Regions from separate parts of the Mus musculus genome. Here all the other regions are linked to region 1. A link is a loop called in an ENCODE intact Hi-C map of the cell type or tissue named here. Cell type or tissue: heart. All regions are shown on one strand.

The links. Hi-C counts contacts between places; a loop is a spot of excess contacts. Peaks named below come from ENCODE experiments on the same cell type or tissue, not always from the same donor. Only the 100,000 strongest peaks of a DNase experiment are listed, where the experiment ranks them.
Region 2: it touches region 1 in a loop (2.5-fold over the local background); 2 of 42 quality-filtered maps call a loop at or near these places.
Region 3: it touches region 1 in a loop (2.4-fold over the local background); 2 of 42 quality-filtered maps call a loop at or near these places.

Annotation. Positions count from the first base shown.
Region 1 is chr8:82,937,152-82,945,151 of GRCm38, forward strand. The region is part of intron 1 of Rnf150 (ring finger protein 150); the gene reads left to right. Among named protein-coding and RNA genes, the nearest start is that of Rnf150, 78 kb to the left of the region's middle. In heart, no CTCF peak of the experiment used is centred here; a DNase peak (open chromatin) is centred at 3,050; H3K27ac peaks cover 616 bases.
Region 2 is chr8:82,989,010-82,997,009 of GRCm38, forward strand. Rnf150 (ring finger protein 150) reads left to right here. Exons shown (of 7, transcript NM_177378.4): 2 at 1,338-1,588. Among named protein-coding and RNA genes, the nearest start is that of Rnf150, 130 kb to the left of the region's middle. In heart, a CTCF peak has its summit at 7,837; no DNase peak of the experiment used is centred here.
Region 3 is chr8:83,085,316-83,093,315 of GRCm38, forward strand. It overlaps Rnf150 (ring finger protein 150), which reads left to right. Exons shown (of 7, transcript NM_177378.4): 7 at 1-5,956. Among named protein-coding and RNA genes, the nearest start is that of Tbc1d9, 76 kb to the right of the region's middle. In heart, CTCF peaks have their summits at 2,489 (motif pointing right) and 4,267 (motif pointing left); DNase peaks (open chromatin) are centred at 1,506 and 4,266.

The DNA of each region.
Region 1 (8,000 bases):
CTTCTGTTTACATGATGAAAAACGCAAAATAAATGGTATTATTTTATTGGGAAAATGGGACTAGTGCCTTCAAAGCAACTTGAAAAATCCAAATCGGTTTAAGCTGTTTTATTTCCTTTAGAAGAAAATGGGGCTTTTAAAGTTCTTACCCAACTCTGTGTTTCTTGAGTTCTTCCATGAAATGGATTTTTCTTTTTGTTGCTAGATAATCTGCACATTGAAATAAGGGTTTTTCTCAGTGAGGGCCAAGCAGTGGTTTTATAGAAGTATGACAATGCATCAACTTTAAAAAAAAAAAAAAGATTCTTTCTCTTACAATGGCCTTTGGGATGAGCATGAAGCAAGTTTGTATGTGCTACATTTCATGCTTTAGAAAAGGCTAAGGGAGACAGGGAGATGCTGAGAACAAGTGATCTTACTTAAAAAGAAGAAAGAAGGCCAGCATGTAAACAGAATGTCACGTTTAAAAAAGAAATAGAAGGAGCTGCAGAGATGTCTCGGCAGTCACTCTGCTCTTGCAGAGAACATGTGTTGGTTCCTAGCACCTACACTGGGCAGCTTGCAATCACCTATAACCTCATGCCCATGGCAACGGGCAACCTCTTCTGGCAGTGTATGCACATACACATGCACGCACATACACATGCAGATACATACACATATGCACACAGACACACACACATACACACAGGCACACACATATGCACACGTATACACATGCACACACACATAGATACATACATACATGCACTTACACACATATGTAGGTTAAATATGGGATCCCGCATCCAGCCCAGGGTGAGGCACGACGTGGGAAGTTTGACTGTGCCTCCCACACCGCCACCAGGCAGGCGTTGGACTGTGAGAAGCCACAGAACCCTGCTCTGGGAGTGAGGAAGCGCAGTCTGAGTCCCCATGGACCTGCCTGAGTTGGGTCCAGATTTTTGGGCACCACAGATGCCTCTGAGTACTGCAGAAGAAGTGGCTCTGGGTTCCCCAGGCCTGTATGGAGGCCAGAGATGGCAGATTCTCAGGCTCTTGGACACTGCAGATGCCACTATATGTTGCAGAAGAGCTGAGGACAGAGTGTGGGCCGACTGGCGGGCTCTGGCACTGGGCAAAGGGGAAAAGAGCAGGAGGAGAGAGTTCTGGCTGGGTCCTGCAGGGAGGAGAGCCCTTATCTTGCTAGGTGGCTAGCTGGGATTGGGAAGCAGTAGCTGGGAACACTGGGAGGCCTATGCAGGAGGTTATACACACAGCAGCTTGTTAGTGGAAGACCTGCTCCATTGCTTCAGCATGGAGGATCCCCATGAGAAGAGACAGTCCATGGTTTTAAGGCATTTATTGTAGAAAGGCAGAGAGAAGGAGAGAGTAGAGAAGTAAAGGTCAGCCATGGCCATTTGGAGAGAAGGGAGAAGGGGATGCGGGGGGGGGTGGGGGGGAGGCAAGAGAGTAAGAGAGGGAGGAGGGAGCAAACAGCCCTTTTATAGTGGGCTGGCCTACCTGGCTGTTGCCAGGTAACTGTGGGGAGGAGCCTATCTGGCTGTTGCCAGGTAACTGCAAGGACTGGAGTCCAGACAGAACACCAGGAGCTTGGGGCATTGCTCTACTTGACTGATGACTACACACCTCTCTGCAGTAGGATCCAGGGGCCCAGGGGGCATGGCCAAACACCTGCCATCCCTTGCAGACAGAAGTCACCTACCAGGTCTCTGGCGCTCAAAGCCTGTGCTCGACTGGGGACCAGGCTGCCTTTCATAGCTCACCGCCCCACACACATACACCCACATGTACACACACATGAAACATACATACACATATACACATACACATTCTCATATATATATATATACACACATGTGCACACATATTCTCACGCAAAAAAAAATGTTAAATGTTTTTTTAAGGGCAAATAGAATTCGGTGTTCCTTCCAGTAATAAGGACAGCAACAAGTCTATATCCTGCCACATGGTCAACCAGTAAAAATGTCACTTCTCACGCTCAGATAAAGAATAGAATGAAAAAATAATGAAAACTGATGAGTCTGTGGTAAGCACTGAATCAAAGCCAAGGAACCTGGAAGTCAGATAAAGAATTTTAAAAGGTGGCAGGAATGGAGATGGCTTAGCTGTTAAGAGCACCGGTTGCACTTCCAGGGGACCCTGGTTCAATCCCCAGCACCCACAGGGCAGCTCATACGTATCTGTAGTTCCTGTTCTGGGAATGCGACATCCTCGCACAAATATATGTGCAGGCAAAACACCAATTCACATGAAATAAAAATAAGTAAATAAATGTTTACATGAAAACTATTGGAAAACCCCAAATGAGCATTCCATGACTTGCAGCAGGTTTGAGCTAAGGGTTCTTCAGGGACGATAAGTTGGTTACAGTTAAGAAATTGATTTGCTTTGGTTATGCTGTGCTGTTGGGTTTTGGGTGCTATATTGTGAATGCTTTCTTTTCATTGACAATTGTCTGATACAGTATTATCAAGGTTTCTCCAACAAATTTATAAGTTAGCAGTGCCCACAAGTATGTTGCAATTAAGATTTTCCTTATCAAAAAAGGAATATACTGCAATAGAGATTCCCTAACCAAACAATGATGTTCCCTTCATGCAACCCATCGTTCTAAATGAGGGGTGCATTGTCCAAAGCCTCTAGAAAGCTGTTGAACATAGAGTTAACACCACTTCCGAAAGGGGCTTAGTGTGCTAAAGTATGTTTTGCTTTGTTTTGTTTACCATATGGAAGATAAAATCCAAGTGCTGAGTCTGGTATTTTCAGACAGCTGTGACCTGTCCCTCGGCTGCCATGGTCTCCTCATCTCTGGCTTAGTCATGCAACAAATTTTGCAAGCACTTGCTGTATTCCAGACACAGCACAGACTGCAGCAGTGGAATAGGTCAGGCGCAGCCCTTTGTGCAAACCTTAAACTGAATCTCCCTAGGGTGGGAAGGGAGGCTATATTTTCCTTGTTCCTCATGCCTGTACTATGTGTATTTTTAGAAGCCTCCACATGCATTTCCTGTATGTACTCGTACAGATTTATGACTCTGTCAGCCCCAAACGCCCTGTCGTTCTGCCTCTCAGTTCCTCCTTCCTAATCGTTCTGGATGTTATTCAAACACAGCTTCAGAGCTCCAGTTCTTCTTTTGCCTGCCAACGGTGCTGTCCTCTTTAACTTTTCTCGTCTCCCAGGTCTGGCCCCAGACTTAAGGGCTTGCACTCTCTCAAGCGCTAAAGGATATTTATTAAATTGAAAAATGACACCATGAAAACATCTTGGAAAACTGTTCCCTGGTTTACACCAAACACATCAGTTTAATACTAGTGGTTTGCAGGCTCGACTTCCTGACTCTACAGTTGTGTGCACATCACCAGATGTCACCTATGCTACATGATGAGTAAGTGTCCTGTGGACCTGCAACTCCTGGGCACATAAAGGAGCTGAATGGGCAAAGGGTATCACTGTAGATAATTATAGTACTCATGAGGGTCTCTGCCTCATGGTGCTGTGTTCTTATAACTAATATGTCTCCGAAAACATTAGTAATATTTGATTAATATTATTAACACATATTAATTTATCACTTCAGCACGTACATATCACTTTGGAACACATACATTTTCCTCCACTGCTGTTAAGAGCACTAGTCATTTGCATCCTTTCCCTCATGGCTCCATGAAATGGATTTTTCTTTTTGTTGCTAGATAATCTGCACATTGAAATAAGGGTTTTTCTCAGTGAGGGCCAAGCAGTGGTTTTATAGAAGTATGACAATGCATCAACTTTATAAAAAAAAAAAAGATTCTTTCTCTTACAATGGCCTTTGGGATGAGCATGAAGCAAGTTTGTATGTGCTACATTTCATGCTTTAGAAAAGGCTAAGGGAGACAGGGAGATGCTGAGAACAAGTGATCTTACTTAAAAAGAAGAAAGAAGGCCAGCATGTAAACAGAATGTCACGTTTAAAAAAGAAATAGAAGGAGCTGCAGAGATGTCTCGGCAGTCACTCTGCTCTTGCAGAGAACATGTGTTGGTTCCTAGCACCTACACTGGACAGCTTGCAATCACCTATAACCTCATGCCCATGGCAACGGGCAACCTCTTCTGGCAATGTATGCACATACACATGCACACACATACACATGCAGATACATACACATATGCACACATACACACACACATACACACAGGCACACACATATGCACACGTATACACATGCACACCCTCATGGCTCCACTAAGCATTCCTTAGCTTTCTTTATCAGGCTGTACGAGCATTTGTCTGCTCATGCCATTGAAGTTTATGAAGGTGAGCTGGTTAGCAGTAGAATAGAGCTATGACCTGGAGCCTTTCACATGCACCCCAACCTTCTTCCAACCCCAGTCCCCAATCCTACCCTACTCTTCTCATAGTGTCCTTGTCACTTAATTATTTTGTATGCTGTGATTATTGTGTAACTAGATGACCTCACTCAGTATAATGTCAAGTCTCATCTATTTTACAATGACATGACAGCATTTCCTTCCTTTGGAAGGCTGGATCATTTTCATGTAACATCCTTCCTATGTGTATGAGGTGTCTGGCTACCCATCACTCACAGATGAATACTTTAGCTAATTTAACATCTTGGATATTGTGAACAATGATGCAATGAACCTCTACAACTGCAGAGATCTCTGAGAACTTGCTTCAATTCTTCTGGACACTTGGTGCCATAATGTATAAAGAAATTGTGTTTGCTTGCAATAACCAATGATTTCCTCTGCCTGGGGGAAGTATCGTCACAGTCAATTGTTTCATAAAGATATCCAACTTCTCTTAAATCAATAATGATAATGGTAAGGAGAATTACTATCAACTTCCTTTGACACTGGCACTTTAGTAAGAAACAGCATAATCCTTATTGCTTAGATTACCCATGAGGTAATCAGCTACTCTGATTTAAAGATCCTAGAAGCTTATCCAGGGTTGGAGGTGGTGTGCAAAGAATTTGTTTGACCCAGTAGGCTTGAACTCAAGTGTTACAGAGAATATCTGTCCACACTATGTAGCCTTTTCATGGTGCATAACAAAATATCAACCACCGCATTGGAGAGAGGTGGTCAGGAAGTCACATGGATATCACGTGATAGAAGTCTATTTTCTGTGAAAACTCAAGGAATATTCAGTAACTAGTATACAATCCAGGGGAAATGCTTGCCTCGCTAAAAAATAGATATGTGCTTCCTGTGGTTTCTACATAATTTTCCATCACAGAGAATATCAATGTGTTCACACATTATATATAGTCAGTCTCTCCATTAAAATGCAGGTAGGTCATGGGTCCTTGCAAGAATAGCTGTGGAAAACATTTAGGTCATCCATTCTTAGAATCACCTGCTTCCTACAGCCAAGAAAAGACGTAATCATTAATGAGTGGTGCACATTTGTGTGTGGAGGGTATGCATGCATACACGTTCATGTGAGTGTGCGTGTATATTCACATGCATGTAGAGACTAGAGATTGAGAACATGTGTCTTCCTATATAATGGGCTACTTTATTTTCTGAGACAGGGTCTCAGTCTGGAACTGTGATGGGAAAGGCTAGCTGATCTGCTAGCTCCAGAATCTCCTATCTCTAGCTCACCAGCAGAGATTACAGGCTGCCACATCCAGCTTCGCCCATGGATGCTGGGGATCAAGTCATCTGCTTGAACACCAAGCACTTATTGAATCATCTCATCTTCCAGCTCTGATGGAGTACATTCTAACAAATAATTGCCGGTTTGGGTGAATATTACTGCTATTTGTGATTGCTCATTTCTAGATATTTCTGAAATTAAGATCACTGTAGCAAAGAAAACCCCCAAATAGTCAATTGCCTCTTAGAACATGGAGTTTGCTGACAGGTTCGGGTTTTAGTTGGAAAGAATACTGATTTCACTATTAAAAAGCAAGAATGTAAATAAAACATCACAATTAGCCTTTGAGAGCTGTATCAATGTGTCAAAGTTAAGAAGGACTTCATTGCCTCTGTACTCCTAACACTGAGAGTAGCATTTAAACCTCAAACAAGCAACAGTTGGTGCCTGGAAATAAGCTAAGCCTTACAGCCTTCATTCAACCAAAGAAACCAACAGCATAGAACCGCACTGCCCACTGCGTTTTCCCTTTTTCTCCAACATTCCCTACTGACAGTGAAATTCATACTCCATTTGCCTAATGACCCATAAAGCTGGAATTTCCTAAGAGCAGTGTCTATAACAGTTATGGCAAACTTCCAGAACTTTCCAGCAGGAAACAGGCTTTTTTTTCCTCTGTCTCTCTCTCTCTCTCTCTTAAACTCTCAAGCTGTCGGCAAAATACAGCCCCCTATTAAATGACTAAGACAAAACCAATGGTTTTGGAAACATGCCCCGTCCTTCAGCAGAAGTCTAGAAAAGAGCAGGCTAAGTGACTGGGCATCTCTTGTGGTCACACATAATGGAGATTAATCACCAGGGATGCTAACTAATTTCAGCCACTGCCTCTTAATGAATGTCAAATGTTAAAAGCCCACCAGCCTTTGTTCCCACCCGACTTTAGTACATCTGAATGAGACTGTTGTCTAGTGCTGCACCCAGAAATATGATTAATTCTACGTGGGGGGTGAGGAGTGCCCAGTGTGCCCCAATGCCATGTATGCATGAAGCACAGTGAGATCTTGAGAGTGATTCCAGCAGCAGCAGGATCAGATCAGCTCTGGGAGATGTCATTGATCATAGTCTAGCTTGGACTTCCTGCCAGATTTACTCTACATTAAATCTGCATTTGAATGGGGCAAAGTTGGTTCAGAATTACATGTGTGCATGTGTAAGTGTGTAGGCCTATGTTTGCAGCTGTGCATTTGTCTGTGTTTGTGGAAACTAGAGGTCAACTTCAGATGTCCTTCCTTAGAAGACACCTACCTTATTGTTGTTATTGTTGTTGGACTTTGGATTTATTTTTGTATTTTATTTTCTTTTATATGCATGAGTGTTTTGCCTTGTGTGTTCCTGTGGAAGCTAGAAGAGAGTGTCAGATATTTTGGACCTGGAGTTGAGAAGGTAACCCAATGTCTTTGGAATCAGTCACTCCAAAGTAAAGGAAGCCTGACTGTGACCTTCATTTACCATAGTCACCGGATTCATCTTCTCCCTTCTCTCTACTGACTTTACCTTCCAAAACTGCCCAACTGCTAGGAAGGATGATTGCAGCTTCCTAACCCAAAGCCCTACCAAGGACCTGCCCCGCAGTAGACAGTGAAAATTATCAGAGAGAATGTGAAAGGACTCATTCAGTAGCAGCTCCTTTTTTCCCTTTCTCTGGGTTTTAAACACTGAGAAAGTATTTCAACTTTTTGTTTCACATGTAAAGATTTAGTTCATTAGACTAAGCTACACCACTGGGCCAATTGTACTTATTTTAAATAGTTGATGTTTATTAAGAAAAAAATTAACAAGTTGTCTTACAGTGAAAACCTTTGCCAGAAAACGCTTACACAATCCATAAATGATGGCTCGCCTAGTGGTGGAACTGTAGGGCATTTTTTCCAGTTCATGAATCTTCAAATTGGATCCAAATCACTACTTAAGGTACTTATTCATATTTGGGATCTTTCCTTCCTTAGACAAATGACTGTATTCAACATTTCAAGTGCTATTTGCTTGCTAGTTTTCCAGTCTCTGGTTTTATTTGTTTGTTTGCTTTGTTTTGTTTGTTTGTTTGTTTTTGCTTTTCTTCTTTGTGTTCTTTGTTCTTTACAACAGTTTGGCTTTTTTAAACATCTTCAATGCCATCATTTCAGGGCTATATATTAATGCCGTTATTTCGTATGTTTTGAAGGCTCTCTGGTTCTTACCAGAATGTCCTGAGGCAGTCTGGCTGTAGTTTGTCAGCTGATTCCAACCCAGTCTGCAGGGCTTTCATTTGCTTTGTGATTAAGGACCTCAAGCATGGGGTGAGGGAAGCTTCTATTGTTCTGTGTG
Region 2 (8,000 bases), 52 kb after region 1:
CAGGACCAAGGGCCTCTCCTCCCATTGATGCCAGATAAGGCCATCCTCTGCTATATATGCAGCTGGAGCCATGGGTCCCTCCATGTGTATTTTTTGGTTGGTGGTTTAGTCCCTGGGAGCTCTGGGGGAGGGGTCTGATTGGTTGATATTGTTATTCTTCCTATGGGGTTGCAAACCCCTTCAGCTCCTTCAGTCCTTCCCCTAACTCTTCCATTGGGGTCACATAGCTGTTTCCATTCGATTGAGTAAAATAAACAGAAAATAGCTCTGAGACCATTGTATCAGTTAGGCAACCCTGTTGGAGCTCTTTAGGAATCCCTGGCTTTGATTGCTTGGGTTCTCACGTGTGTGTGTGTGTGTGTGTGTGTGTGTGTGTGTGTGTGTGTGTGTGAAAATTGCTTTAAAATATGGCACTCAGGATCTGTAATTGAGTGTTTACGGTGTACACAAGGGGAAAGAAAGAGAGCACTGTGGTTGGGAGCTGGGCATTTGACTCCTTGCCATCGAATGGAAACTCCTTTCGCTCTTTTCGGGGGATCTATGGAAAGATCCACTCTGACGAGATTCAGGGCAGCACCTTAGACAGTAGAATTTCAACTTAGGTGGTGTGTGTGTGTGTGTGTGTGTGTGTGTGTGTGCATGTGTTTTGTGTGATTGTGTATGTGGTGTGTGTTTGTGTGTGGTGTATTTGTATGTGTGTATGGTGTATGTGTGTGTGGTGTGTGTCTGTGTGTGTTTGTTGTGTGTGGTACGTAGTGTGTGTACATGTGGTGTGGTGTGGTATATGTTTGGTATGTGTGTATGTGTGTGAGGGGTGTGTGATATGTATGTATGGTGAATTTGTGTCTGTAGTGTGTGTGTATGATGGTGTGTGTGTGTGTGTGTGTGTGTAACAGTGGGGGCTCCTAGATGTTTGAGTTTTGGATAGAATTCCTGGATGTGAAAGGTTTTGTTAGATTTGGGATTCAGGGAAAAGATTGAGTCAGGTTGAAACAGCTTCCATGGCAGGGGCTCTGAGAAGTGCTTGGGGCTCCTTAAAGGAAAGGGGAGATTCAGTATCTTGTGTTTGATGGCGGTCCTTAATACATGTTTACAGTTAGTCTGTTTCTGGATTAGTGATGGTAATGGGAAAGGCACAAAGTGACCTTTAATCCTCAAGACCAAATTACTGTAGTTTGGGGAATTGTCAATCAAAATGATGGCACTTTACAAAATGGCATAGCCCTGGCTAACAGGAAGCAATGCCATCACTTAGAAGTGCCCTCCCAAACCTTTCACTCTGATTACCTCCCCTCACCCAACCCTCATTGCCCGCTTCCTTGCCCCTCTCGCCACAGGTGTGGAAGACATCGTGGCTATAATGATTCCTGAGCCCAAAGGGAAGGAGATAGTGAGCCTGCTGGAAAGGAACATCACCGTGACGATGTACATCACCATCGGCACCCGGAACTTGCAAAAATATGTGAGCCGCACGTCGGTTGTGTTTGTCTCCATCTCCTTCATTGTCCTGATGATCATTTCTCTGGCATGGCTGGTCTTTTATTATATCCAGAGGTTTCGGTATGCAAATGCCAGGGACAGGAACCAGGTGAGTAGCTCATTAAGAAAAGCATGGCTCTGTAAACTCAGTGCAAACCACACGTGTCAGGGTATAAACGTTGTAGCTCACAAGTCACGGGATTCCAAGTGTCTTCTGACTCCGCCCCACACATGCTAACTTCTGTTGTGCTTAGGCATTTGAATTGTGATGTTTTGCTGATGTCATTTTAAGGTGTTGATGAGTTATCCCCACTCCCACCCACTGATCATTTTAAACAATTGCTTCTTTAAGCAGAAATGGGATGGATGGAGAAGTGGGGACAGACAGGAGCCTAGATGTTACTAAGAGTGACAACCTGACTTCAAAGAACCAGGATTTCCATCTTGGGAACATAAGTGGGGCAGAAAAAGATTTTTATTTTTTTTAAAAAAAACTGTTTTTAAAGCAGTTAATTTTTGAACATATATACATCATATACAATGTGGATATTGCACAATGGGATGCAGAGAAAAACAATTTCCTTCCATGTCAGTGCTAATTGGGTAATTCTACTCCACAAAGTATCTTCTTGGGATATTTTACACATGTCTACATGCATATATATATATATATGTATATATATATATATATATATGTAAAATATGGAGTTTCTTCATCTTGGAGATTAATGATCACTGCAACACAAAATCAAACAGACTTCTCATTTCTCATGAGCACCTAGCACTTCACTGCCTATGTATGTCATATTTATTAATCCATATTTATAATTATAAACTAAAATTTTTAATGAACATGTTTTCTCTTTCAAATAAGACATATACATGTGATACTTAGCACACTTTTTAATATATCTATGAAGTAAATTCTGGAAGTTTAATTGCTAAGACTATATGCATTTAAACTATGATGACTGTAATTCTGTCTTCCAAAAACTATTGAACCAATTTATAATTCAACCAACAATATTTAAAAGTAGTTTGCTGAGAGCATTGAGTCAAGGCAAAGGTACTTTACTCCAAACCTAATAACCTGAATTTAATCCTTAGAATCCACAGAGCACATAGAGAGAACCGACCCCCACAAAGTGCTCCTCTCGGGACAAGTAAACACATATGTGCACACACACACTCGAGAGACAGAGAGACAGAGATATGGACACACATACACAAATTAAAAGAAAAGAAACCAGCTTTCTATATCCTTACCAAAGGAACGTTATAGCTTTTTATTGTAATTCAATGAGTAGTATTACTCTTTTTGTTTTGCTTCATTCCTGTGATTTGGGGGGCTGGCACCCCGACCTTGCACGTCCTAAGCAAACAGCCCACCACCATGCTTCATTTCCAGCCATGGCATCACACTTGTAAAATTATAAATAAAGCTAAAACATTTTCAAGTGCAGTGTAAAATACTGAGTTTCTGTTAAGTACCTGCTTCTGTGATCTGATGTTTCTTCAGCTGAGCTATTGGAAACTTTCCCATTGATGTGTATCAGATGTTCATTGGTCAAGGAAATTAACCAGACTTTTATAACATGGGATTGCATTCCTCCCAGAGATCCATCATCTTTGACTTTATCTGTGGTGCTTTGATGCACGAAGATTTGTTGTTGTTGTCATGCAGTTGTCACTGCAGCTGGTATAATTAGATCTTCTCCAAGCCAAAACTTTAGAAGAACATTCTCTCTTCCTCTACCTCATCTTACTTCCTTTTTCTAATTAAGTCTTACTGAGCTTTTCGTTACAAAGAATGAAGCAGAAGTGCAACATTTTCTATGATGGCCTGCCACTCTCTTAGTGGCGTTTGTGGATAATTACCCTTTCCTCTCCCAGGCAGTGGCCTCCTTTAACAGTAGTAAAGACCCTTGATACTGACCCTGTTTCAGTGTTCTCTCCCGGAGCCTTCCTGCTCCAGTATCCTGTCATTTCAAGAACCATAGGGCTGCTGCACACCTCACATCTGTCCCTGTTGGTCGCCTCTGTCACAATATCTTCTCTATGTTTGTGTTATAGCCGCCTTCACACTTTTAGAGTCCCTTAGAAGAAGCTCATGACTATGATGGTGAAGCTCCTCTCTAAGTACAGTTGTGTTTCTCCTTTCTCTTGACTCTTTAGACTCCAGGCGTGCTGTTAAATTATCGCTGTCAGTCTGACATAGTCTTCATGTGCTGTTCATCGGTGTTTAATCATTAGGTGCTGGTTTAATTGTTTTTAATTTTAAACATCCTCTTTGATTTCACTAGCATGTCTAATAATCCCTCTGAACAAACAAGACTGGCATGACGAGATATCCTCTCTTCCAATAGAGTTTAAGGGAATGTTCCCAATTTAATGAGATTTTTAAAGTAATTTTCCACCATATTATTTCCCACTCAATTTTATAGGTCGAAATATTTTCTCCTGTTACAAAACATATAACTTTGTAAATGTCAACTTAGCCCAACTTTACTGAGATTTTGGGTCAAGTATGGACATTTAATTGTTGATAGTGGTTCCTAGGGAGTGGCATCCATCCTTACAGGCATGCTGGTAGCTGGATGACTATAGGCAAGTTCAATTCTGTGTTCCCACTAAATATTCTGCAGCAGTAATGCTTATAATACCAGTTAGACACAAGGTAATGAACATGGATGGGTCCCACTGGCTCCTATAAGATTCCATATAAAGTAAATGTTTGTACATTGGTTATGTAAAAGATAGCCACCTGCTAATTAGATAGCATAAATAAAAACATGAGGTTTAGTGCCCATGAATAATCTAAACAGCCAATTCGTACTTAAGGCAAGAATAAAACTTTAAGCTGTGAACTAGTTAAGTCTTGAGTCAGTTGTATAATCTTTTCCATCACTCTGGTTTCTACAGATAGAGAGCCCATGCCCATCTAGGCCCATGCATGCTCTGTGAAATATTTGTTAACTTTCTTGACAGTATGCTATCACCAAGGGATCTTGTTAAAAGTTAGCCTTGTTTCCTGATCAGTGGAAATGCTACATTTTTAGCCCTTTTTAAGGATGGAATAAGAACTTAGGGAAAAAATATCTTTTGATAGGCAGTGTTCCACTCTGTTGAACAGAATGTCACAGCTGTGCAAGCTGTATCTATAAAAAGCCGCACGTTGACTTAAATCATTTATTTTTATTAAGGCATCACTGGCCTTTAGAAGAAGTGAGCCTTTGGTTCTTTATAGGATCTCAGCCTGGGATAAAACAGGACAGGAGTTCATGTCACATCGGGAAACATTCTGCCATTGGGTATTTGAAAAAGGACTGGGCTGGAATTAGCCTGTTGTAGGTGTCCACTGAGCTTCTTGGAGTTTATAATTTAAAACTAAAAATCCTCAGCATCATACAAAATAATGATGCTTCCCATGCCGTACTGTACACAGAGACGGTCATCCCAGAGCAGCTGTCTGTGGAACGAGGTTCACTGGGCATTCACAGCAAGGCCTTTTGGATGAAGATGCAGAGGTTAAGAACTACAAAGGAGAGTGGGGAAGAGACTTGGCTACTGTGCTGTGCTTCTTGAGATAGGTTGGAAGCTGAAGGCACCAGCTCGGGAATCAGAATGGGTCCAACATTGGATGATACCCAGCATCATGAACTTGCATGAGCTATTTCTCCTGCCCAGGTCCAGGTTTCCTCAAATGTAAGGGCAGCATGATGGCATGCCAGGCCTGGGGTCCTGCTATGAGAACCAAACAAGAACTATGTGGCATTGTCAGAAGGATGTCACTACAGTCGCTTTTAATGGACAGAGAAAAGAATTTTTGGAAAATAACATTTAAGTGTGAAAAGCTTGTTTCTTATACATGTAAGTCTGAATATGAGGTTTGTCTTTCCCACTTTTCTCTAGAATGACAAGAAAAGGAAAGTTTATAGATATAAGATCCAGCGAATACACAGCCGTGGCCTCAAAGCCGAACAGACACCAAGGCCCTCCCTGAACACATTTTTAAAAATATCACTGTCAAGGAAAAATCTATTTGGTTTTTAGATTTTTGTTTGGTTGGTTTTTGTTTTATTTTGTTTTGGAAACTAATATTTTACACAGCACTTTAAAAATTTCGAACAATAATGTATAGGCAGAGTAAAAAAAAAAAATAACTATGAGGGCTGGAGAAATGGCTCAGCATTTCCAGAGGTCCTGAGTCCAATTCCTAGCAACCACATGGTGGTTCACAACCCTCTGTAATGGGATCTGATGCCCTCTTCTCGTATATCTGAAGATAGCTATAATGTACTCATATACATAAAAATTAAAACAATTCTTTAATAAAATAATAACAACAACGAAGTGAGAGGTGTGCATTTCAGAATAGGTTTCCTTTTCTTTCCATGCCAAATCCCCTTAGCAATTATACCACAGCCTTTCAGGGACGGAATCACTCTGACCATATCCTGTGAGTGCCTCCAGAAACGCTGTGTATGTATAAATATGTTTTAATTCTTTTCACATTTGTTATATAGACAAAGGCTCTGCCTCACAGCTTGTGTTAGCGTGGCAGCAATAAGAACACACAACGGACATGAGGCCTCTAAAGGAAGGGCTACAGTTACTGTGGACAGTGGTGGGTTTGAACTTCAGTGTCATAAAAAGGCTATGTATAAGGTCAGATTTTAGCACTGTGTGAAGTTCTTGTGGACCCAATGCAGAACATAAAATTCATCTGCCTTTACACCTGTTGTTCCATCCCATGCGGAAGGGGGAAAGAGACCCCATTTTTTCCTTTTATACTTTCACTCAACTGATAATACTCTGCCCCAAACATAGGGGTCTCTCTCACATTATGCAATTCCCCATCCCCCTACACTCTAACTCCATTCTGGCAATAAAGTCAGACCCCCCCCCCCAAGGTAAAATAATCCCACAAAACTGCCCTATTCTAGATGTGTGTCAAGTCTAAGTTACATACCTTTTCCTCTGGATGACAGAGTGTTCATCGGCAAGCTCTTGGCTTAATGTTTATCTTTTAATTCTAAAACTTACAGCTGGGAGACAGCCTGGTGAGAGGGACAGAATGCTCAGTACGGAAGGCAGGATGTAGAACTTTTGATCCTGTCTGAGAGGGACAGCTTCCACATGCTGTCAAACTGGGAGTTCTCTGAGCCCTGTTTGGGATGCAAGGAGGTTTCATTACCTATGTGGAAAGGAAGGGGTATGGAGTAAGTCATTATTCATTGTTGATAGACTCAACCTTCAGCCTTTCTGAGAGAGAGAGAGAGAGAGAGAGAGAGAGAGAGAGAGAGTAGGTTTATTGGTTTATTTCCAATACATCACATAGTTAAGGTCTCTGCCCACACAGAGCTTGTATTGTAAGACTATCAGCTGTATTCAGAGCATATGAGGGTAGAGGGTAGGTCTACACATCCCACACCTCTAACCACAAAGTTCTGAGGTGGTCAGCCCCATCCTTAGGGACTTTCTGAAAACCACCTTATTAATACAAAGCCAGGGTGACGGCAAGGTGCTTGTTTTGAATAACAGGACTGGTTCACACTGCCACTCCCATCACTGAATTGCAGGGATTTAGGGAGCTCTCAAGGGGGACTAAGATAAAGAACAAAATGTAAGGAACAAAATGTGTTTCTTATTATATGCCACAATATCCCACAGTCTAATTATTAACTCACGGTGTGTTCTCAAGAGGGCTCCACTTTGGCTCAGAAGTCAAACAGCTATAGTATGTTAGAGAGAAACAGGAATCAAGGGTGTAATTGGCTCAATTTCAAACATCTACTACAAGTGAGGAAAGCAGGAGAGACGCAGTGGGGTTGGTTTGAGCACTGTATTTGACAACATTAAGTGTAGAAGCTTATCAGCTATTGGAGCAGAAATGCCCTGGGAGGTTTTTCACTATGAGCCTGCATCTCAAGAGAGAAGTCAGAGATAGCTATAGGAGTGTGGGAAACATCAGCTTATGGGTACCACTTAATCATTAGAAGCGTGGGGCTCACCTGAAGAATGGATACTTGGGACAAGAGGTCTGAGTCCTGAGCCTGGCCTATTCTAATGTGACTTAGTATCTTCCCCAGTCTCTCCACCATTGATGTTGTTACAGTGATGCAAAGCAATGTCTTTCTTCACTCATCATAAAGGTCATGACCAGAACAACACTAATGTAAGAAAGGTTAAATAAATCAACATTGCAACTAGACATCATCAATTTGCATTGGTCTTCCATTGAAGGCCAAAGGACCTGGGGGATAATGTCCATCATTGTCCTTGGGGTCAGTGAAGAATGGAGAGCTACATCAAAGTGTGATCAAGCAAACAGTGGTTTGCTCCACCCAGTGGTGGACTGATAGAGGCCAGCAGTGCCAGGCTCCTCAGATTCATCCTAGATTGTCTCCTATGCTGCATTCCTTTCTCCCATGTAAAGCCAGACTTCTCAGATGTGAGGGCTTTCGGAGAAGAGGAGCAAACGTGACCTTTGCAGGTCTCATGTTTATTTGGGTCTTTGT
Region 3 (8,000 bases), 150 kb after region 1:
GAAAATGATAACAAGCTTCAGAAAAATCACCTCTGTCAAAGGTCTAGCACATCCCATAATTAATGCCCGCCTCCAAGGCCTGAGATGCTTCGTAGCGAGGAAGCAGGTGAGTGCTAAACCAGACTCTCTCCAATGAAGTTTCGAAGATGAGTCTCACTGTCCCCTCTGTCTCAGGTGACACATCTGCACTTCTCCAGGGGGGATCTGTGTTGTGAAAACAACTGAGTCACAAAGGAAATTTTAATATTTAGTCTAATGACATTGGGGTAATTCAACAACAAGAGAAATACAAAATTACATTGCATGACCAGACAGAAAAAGATCTGGTAGGTGTTTTCTGGCCAGTGGCCAGGTAAACGCTGATTATATAAGCAAGTCCTTGACCTAATACCCTACAGGATGCTAAGGAGCCCAAGAGGCCCACCCTTAGCCTGTTGATCTGACTCCAAGGAGACCCTGTGGCAAACTCCCTGAGCCTTTGACAGTCTCTGCTTACCAAAGAGTTTTGAAGGGCTTCCCTGTGACCTTCATGGCAAAAGAAAGATTAAAAGAAAGTTTTTCCTCTTGAGATAACTGGCAAAGCTCTTACTATAGACATTGCTGCTGCCTTCCGTGATGAGGAGGCCCTGACCTGAGGACCCAGTGAGCCACACGTGGCTATGCAGCCCAGGAGTGCCCACTGACTATGCATTTACAGGCATGCATTTTTCTGGAGCAAGTGGTGCACCAACTCTGTCCAACAGAAATACAGCCCAAGTCACATGCATTTTTTTTTCTAACTCCCGATAGCCACATTTTAAGAAGCAAAAAGGAAACAGGTGGAAATTATTTAATAGCAGTTTAATCTAATATTATTATTGTTTTGATGTGCAAATGATGTAGGGTGTCAGGAAAACATTTTCCTCTATTCTTTGTTACCTATTCTAAATCTGCTGTCTTTTACACGCCCAGCACATCATCATTATTACTAGCCACAGTTCAAGCTTTCCGTAGCCACATGTGCCTAGTGGCCACCAGCCGGGCAGCACAGCCCAAGAAATGTTCCAGAATCCTTACAAGTGCTCTCCTGACTGTGACAGGAGAAAAAGGATAAGATTACCTCAGGTTTTCCCCAAAAGAAAAACAGACTTTAGCCAAGTTACCTAAGGAGACAGCCAGGGATGTTCTTATTCCATAAGTAATAGCGGTTCAAATAGCCTTTATCAACTTTCTAAACACAGTGTCCACTGTCCTCAGCAACTGTTGCTTCTCTGACGAGCTGTTTGTTAAAAAACAACAAGACAACCAACCATGCTGATTTGGTGCTGAAATAAAATTACACCCTCACTTTTATGACAAACCCTGAGACTCATGTGAGAGACTTACACCCCTCACTTCTATGACTAATCCCAAGACTCTTAATGTGACACTTAGCCAAAGAGAATTTACCTCAACCCATAGTTCTTCATCCCTGTGGCTGCCCCGTTCTAAAGCAGTAGAACTCAGAGACAGGAAAGGCGCAGGAAACCGCAGGCCGAGCCACATACCCGGTCTGTGTGGCATTGCCGAGAAAGGATCTCTGAGCTTGTGGCCATCCAGCCTCTATGTGGTGAATGGCGAGCAGCTTTCTCTTCAGCTTTGTCCAAGGTTGAGAGAGGAAAAGAGCCCTGAACTCCCTCAGAGTCACTTTCAGAATGGCTTCCTCCTGCGTGGTTAATCCTTCTAAAGGGCTGCTGCCTCCTAAGAACAGCCTTGGGTCTGGCAGGGCCTTCAAGGTCAGTTCTGGTCACACACCCAAGGGATGGATATAGTATGGAGACAGGAGATGATAAGGTATCAGAGGCAATCAGGCAGTGGTGGCTCACACCTTTGAACCCAGCACTCAGGCAGGTGGATCTCAGTGAGTTTGAGGTCAGCCCGGTCTATGAAGCAAGTTCTGGGACAGCTACAGAGACAAATACTGGGTGGAGGCAGGGGCAGAGGTGGGGAGGAGTACCAGAGGCACCTAGCTATTTCAACATTGTGTGTGACATCCTGGCCATGGAAGCAAGTCTCTCTCCAGAGATTTGTTGTTGTTGTTGTTGTTGTTGTTGTTGTTGTTGTTGTTGCTTTAACATTTTCATCTGTGGGTATTCAAGGGTCTAGCCTGTTAAGAATGGCTGTGCCCAGTGGCCATTTTCTTTACAGCCCAGACATTCCTGGGACTACAACACTTCCAGAACCAAAAGAGAACATCAGTCTGCCTAAGATTCTTGGTGTAAGCTTAGTTGGTGCTGAAGTAGATTGCATAAGCATTTAATGGCATTTAGTTGTCCACTGAATGCATATCCTTGGCTGAACACCATGAAAATTACCAAATAAAAACTTTCAAAAATTTTAGGAAAGATCATCATGCAATCTACAAAGAGAAGGTCCAGTCTCTGCAGTGCTGAGGTACTGAGGCCAGGGAGATGATGTCCTGTAGAAGAAAAAAAAAAAAATTAAATGTATGAGTTGCTCTATCTGCATGTACACCTGCAAGCCAGAAGAGGGCATCAGATCCCAGATACAGATGGTTGTGAGTCCCCAGGTAGTTACTAGGAATTGAACTCAGGACCTCTAGAAGAGCAGTCAGTGCTCTTAACCACTGAGCCATTTCACCAGCCCCCATAGCATTCTTAATTTCCCTTCCCTTCCTTGCACACACACACACACACACACACACACACACACACACACACACACACACACTTTCCCTATCTTACACCCCATTTCCTTAAACCCTGTTCCTTGGTCCCCTCCTAATAGGCCACATTCGCACAAGAGCAGGATTTGCGTGACCTGTTTCTGCCATCTTCCCAGGGTCCTTAACATTTAGCAAGCCATGCTTCTTGGAAAGAACGTACGGCAAAGAGGAGCAGAGGCACTGCCCTTCAAAGACTGGGCTGCCTGATTTCCTGAGCAGTATTTCTGTCCATTTTGGGAGAGGACGGAGGAGCAGGGGTGATGGCTGAATTTCACAAGGGAAACGACCAGTACCCTGAAGGACATCCACAGCAGGCAAGATCCCAGATCAAAGCAGGGTGAGCTAAGGAGAAAGTCTATGTGGAAAACTGCCCCTCCCCTGGGCTCGGAACTTACCAATGAGTCCCAGGGAGAGCAGGTGTTGAAGGGAGTCAATAGTCATGAGTTAAAACGTCTTGATTGTGAAGAAGATTGGGATACTTGGCTCCCAACAGCAGGCCTTTCTCAGGAGGGTCAGACAGTGCTAGTTAAAATCTTGTAGATAGGGAACTATTTTATTCCACTGTGAGCTTCGTGGTGGCATGGTGTTATCATCCCATAACTAATGAAGTGAATGTAGATCCCAGATGTGGACTTTAATTAATTTAATCAGTTCCTTGTTCTGTAAGAGCCTGTCTCACTCACTCACTCTCTCCCTGTCCTATGTCCTTCATAATCAAATGGCTTTTTCTTGAACCTCAGTGCCCAGATCCTCTAAACTGGTGGCATTACAGATGCTCACCCTCACTGCAGAGCTGTTTGCTCTTTAGCCACTTGATATGTGTTCATTGATGAGGGGGAAGAGGAAGAAGAGGAAGAGGAGGAGGAGGAAGAAGAGGAAGAGGAGGAGGGGGGAAGGAGGAGGATGTGGGAGTGTGCTTCTTGTAAGACCTCTAAAGAGGCAGACAGGAAAATCTACAGAGAAAGGAGAGACAGTTGAGTGACCCAAAGTCATTGCTGGGTAGAAATTCTCTGGTGTGCGGTTCTTTGGCCAGCAGTGACCTTGGAGAAAATGTGAGGACCGTGTGTGCTAAATAAACCAAAGACTGATCAACATCCAAATGGACACATGTTCTTCTGTGAACTAGCTGAATTGTCTCCTGATGTTCTCACAAACAAAAGTCAAGGTGGATCCCTTGGGCATTTCAATTTTTTCAGGCTGCTGGTTGGCCTCGATAAATCCACAAATCTAAAACAATGGACTGTGGCCTTAGTGACACACATGCCATCTTTAAACTTTCGTGTTTAACCCTCTTTACTTCAAAACTTCAGACAAATCTAGCACTCATATTGAACTCAGAATAGTTTTCTTTGAGAATGTGAAGATTTTAAATAGCCAAAGATTTCTTCATGTAAGAGCTAGCCCATTGTAGTGTATCCTGCTCTTTGAAGTAAATACCAAATTGTCGCCTATTAGGGACAGAGCAGTTGAAGGCCAGTGCATGGGCTTAGCAATCCAAATTTGTGTTGCTGTCTTCCGAACCTGTCTGTAGAATTTTATTGCAAGGGTCAGAGCGCCCTCTGCTGGTCTGATACTTTCAGCAAATTAATTTGCAGTGGGTTTCCAAGTCAACAAATGTGTCTTGCATTTTCATCGGTACCATTCCTTCAATAGTGGAGAATTTGGCCAGCAGTTATCAAATGAAGAGAGAATGTCTTGAACTCTAGAGAGCTGTAGGAGACCTCAAAGCAGGCCTGTTTTAAAACGTTGCTGTGTTCTGTTGCTGTCTGGGATGTGTGTTGTCAGCATTGCTCTGTGTGGCTTTGGCTCAGCTCCGCTTCCTCCCACGAAATCGAGAAGGAAGATCAATAAGAGGACTTCTTCTTCCGTGTGAATGTAAATGGTGTGAAATAAAGCGTTTTGTATGTGTGCAGAATCAGTTTAGTTCCTGCCTTCAGCTTACTAATAGGAAATGATTGTACCATTTTATAATTAGGAAGAAATTTAGAGGTGGAAGAGGGTGGGGAGGGAGTGTTATTTTTATAGTGGGATGTCCGTTATGTTTAGAAAACTTGAGATAAATTTTGTATTTGTGAAGTTACATTCCATCCATTCCAGGGTGGGGGTTCTTTAAAACTCTCCTTAGGTGGAAGGAAGAATTTTCTCATTTGCAGAATATCCGGAATGCATGTGTCGCCTTCCGTGGCATGCACTTCTGTAACCTGCAGACCATAACCAGCAAGTGTCTGTTTAAAAGCAGGAAGTAGAGCAGCATTTTTTTAAAACTCTCTTTGTGTGACACATTATCTGTGATTAAAAAAAAAACTACAAAGATAATGGATCTGTAAGTCTGGAATAATCAGACATGATGTTATAAGTCGGCCTCCAGCATCACCAACCCCATGAGCAAAGAGAAAACCCAGGCCTTTCTTTCTCCACCCTAGTGGGAATTATTAGCTTCTGTTGTCAAAGGGTGATGCCACAGTCAGTATTCCCTTGAGCTTGCCTATGATGTCATTTTGGCTGGTCTGAGGGTGGAGTGAAAGATAGGCCCATCTCACCTGTAATCTGAGATAGGACAGTGAAGGCAACCCTGACCTCACTGCCTGCTGACCCACCAATCACAAGAACTGGCTCTGGCTGGTTTTTGTCTGAGGGAATTTTGGACTTGAAGTTTGGTTCACTTTTCTTGTGCTGAAATATGGTGGTAGTGCGTTCTACAGCCACGCTGTGAAGACATCACTTCCCCTCGGAGTCCCCTGAGTATTTACAAGCCTCAGCAGGGCAGCATAGCTATGTTCTGTTTGCCGTTTGTTGGTTTGCTTCTGTATAGGTCTCTTTCCTTCCTCCCAGCCCCAGATGCCTACCCGACTCTTTTAAAGCACTTTATATCTCTTTAAATACAAAGGAAATTGGAAGGAAAAAAAAAACCCTATGACTTTAAAGGAACCCATCTTCTGTTAGGAAATACAGACTTTATTTTGCTTTGTTGTCTTCTTGGTGTGCTTGGAGAACATCCACAGTTTATGTGGTCCTGGGCGCGTGATGAAATGGTTAAGGATGAGAGCTGGAGACATTCAATCAGACGTGACTATTTTCATTATATTAAAGATTCTAATGTAAATAAATGCAACTGTGTTCTGACCTATGGGTCAAAAGATATAGCAAACTATAAAGATTTCAACACAGGATTGTGACTTTCAGGAAAGTTTTGTTTTGTTTTGTTTTGTTTTTTAATAAAATGGAAACAGATTTTGTGTTGTGCCATCTAGATCCCCTAACTCTGTCACCTCTCCTCGAGTTCCCAAGGTGGCCCTGTGGGTATCAAAACATCAATATTTACTGTTAAATCATATGATGGTAAAAGTCCAAAACAGGATTGCAACTGAGTCATTTCCCTCAATTAGGTCGTGTGGCAGAAGCCAGACCTCCTTAGGGCTCTGAACCTCTAAGTGAATTGATTAAAAAGGTTAACACTGGGCTGCTGAGATGGCCCAGAAATGAAAGGCATTTGCTGTCAGGCCTGGTGACACAAGTTCAAACTGAAGCCGGAAGCCAAGTAGGGAAGGAACCAAATTCAGCAAGTTCTTCTCTTGCCTGCAAACACACCGTGACACACACACAAGCAGGTACCACCTACAAATATACTGTAGTGTAAGAACAGAGAGAGAGAGAGAGAGAGAGAGAGAGATGCACAGGCATATGTATGCACTAAATAAAAGATAAATGAATGCAATAAAAATTTAGAAAATTTAGCATTTTGCACAAGAATGGCAGGCAAGTACGGTGATGATGCTGTTGAAGAGGGTGGGGAGCTGGGCACTGTTCAAAGTTCCATCTCCATCCCCCACAGGTTTGTATTTTTAATCATGGCTGCACTTTGGGTGGGGGGGGTTTCAGGTAGTCTGTGATAGCCACAATACTAACATCTGCTTATTACCTATTTATACGGGGGGGGGGGGGGGGGGACGCACCATACCTGTAGACCAGAGGTCAACCACAGGTGTTTTTTTTTTTTTTAATAGGATTTCTCACTGGTTCAAAAGTAGCCAGGTACAGAAAGAAGGCTGGCCTTTGAGTCCTGAGGAATCCACAAGTTTCCACCTCCCTGGGGCTAGGATTATAATATTGGGTTACCACATCCGACATTTTTTTCTTGTACTCAGAGGACACTTACTTTAAGAACTGAATCCTTTTCACAGTCCTCCATTCCTAAATGATTTTAAACAGCAGAGCCTAGGGATTAGCTAGGGGTTTGCAAAGGAAATGTAAAGGAGGTGGGTAAGGAAGTCAAGGAAGGTGACTACCACCCCTAAGAAGAAGTCAGCAGAGGCCCAGTGTGATGCAGACCCGCCACCTGCCCATCCTCGATGCCTTTTAAAAGCAGGTCAGCCTGATACCCTAAGATACCAGGAGGTGTAGAACCCAGAGATGGCTCTGTCAAAACTCAAAACACTGGGCTGTGGCCTCTGAGAGCAACTGGGTAGCCAACAGTGTTTTCCCAGCTTAGCATCCGCACGGACAGTCCATACTTACCCTGTACGCAGCTAAATAATCGAAGGGATCATTAAGAAGGATGCCTGTGTCATACTGGAAAGCACCTTGAACTTTAAGCCTCCATCAGGCCATTTTTACCATCAGATGTTGCTCTGGCATATAAAGACATGAAGCTATTATGCCCAGAATGTAGGCACCATTCATCTCAACTCCAGCCTTCACATCTTCCCAATGGACCAGGGCCTCCTATGGGCCACACGCTGGCGTATGCTCAAAATTACAGTACAGAGTCCCAAAATCAACAGGGTGGGAATATGGTACCACACAGTCCATATTAGTTGACAAAGGTTTTCAAAAGACTGCCAGAAAATCATAAGCTAACTAACTACTTTATGTATCTGCTTTTCCTGAGGCTGAACGTTGGTAGAATATTTTCTCGGGGGGAGGGGTGGTGTTTTTCAGCCCTGCCCTGGGCAGGGCCACCTGTGTACATGTACCAGCATTCAAACTGAAACTCCCAGCCAGACAGCGTTTCACACATGTGTCTTGCATGTTCCACGGACCACTTGTTCCTCCTACCTGTGATTGGGATTGTCAACTTGACTTCATTAGGAGACACCAAAAGCATTCACGAGGCACACTTTGGGATGTGTCTGTGAGATTGTTTCCAGAGAAGTTTGACCAGAACCTGGGGACACCTTGCAGGGGACTGGCACCACCCCATGGGCTGAGATCCTGACTGAACCAAAGGAAAGAGGGGAAAACAAGTCGAAGCCCAGCACTCCTGCTCTCTGCTTGCTGAACCAAGGAGATGTGAGAG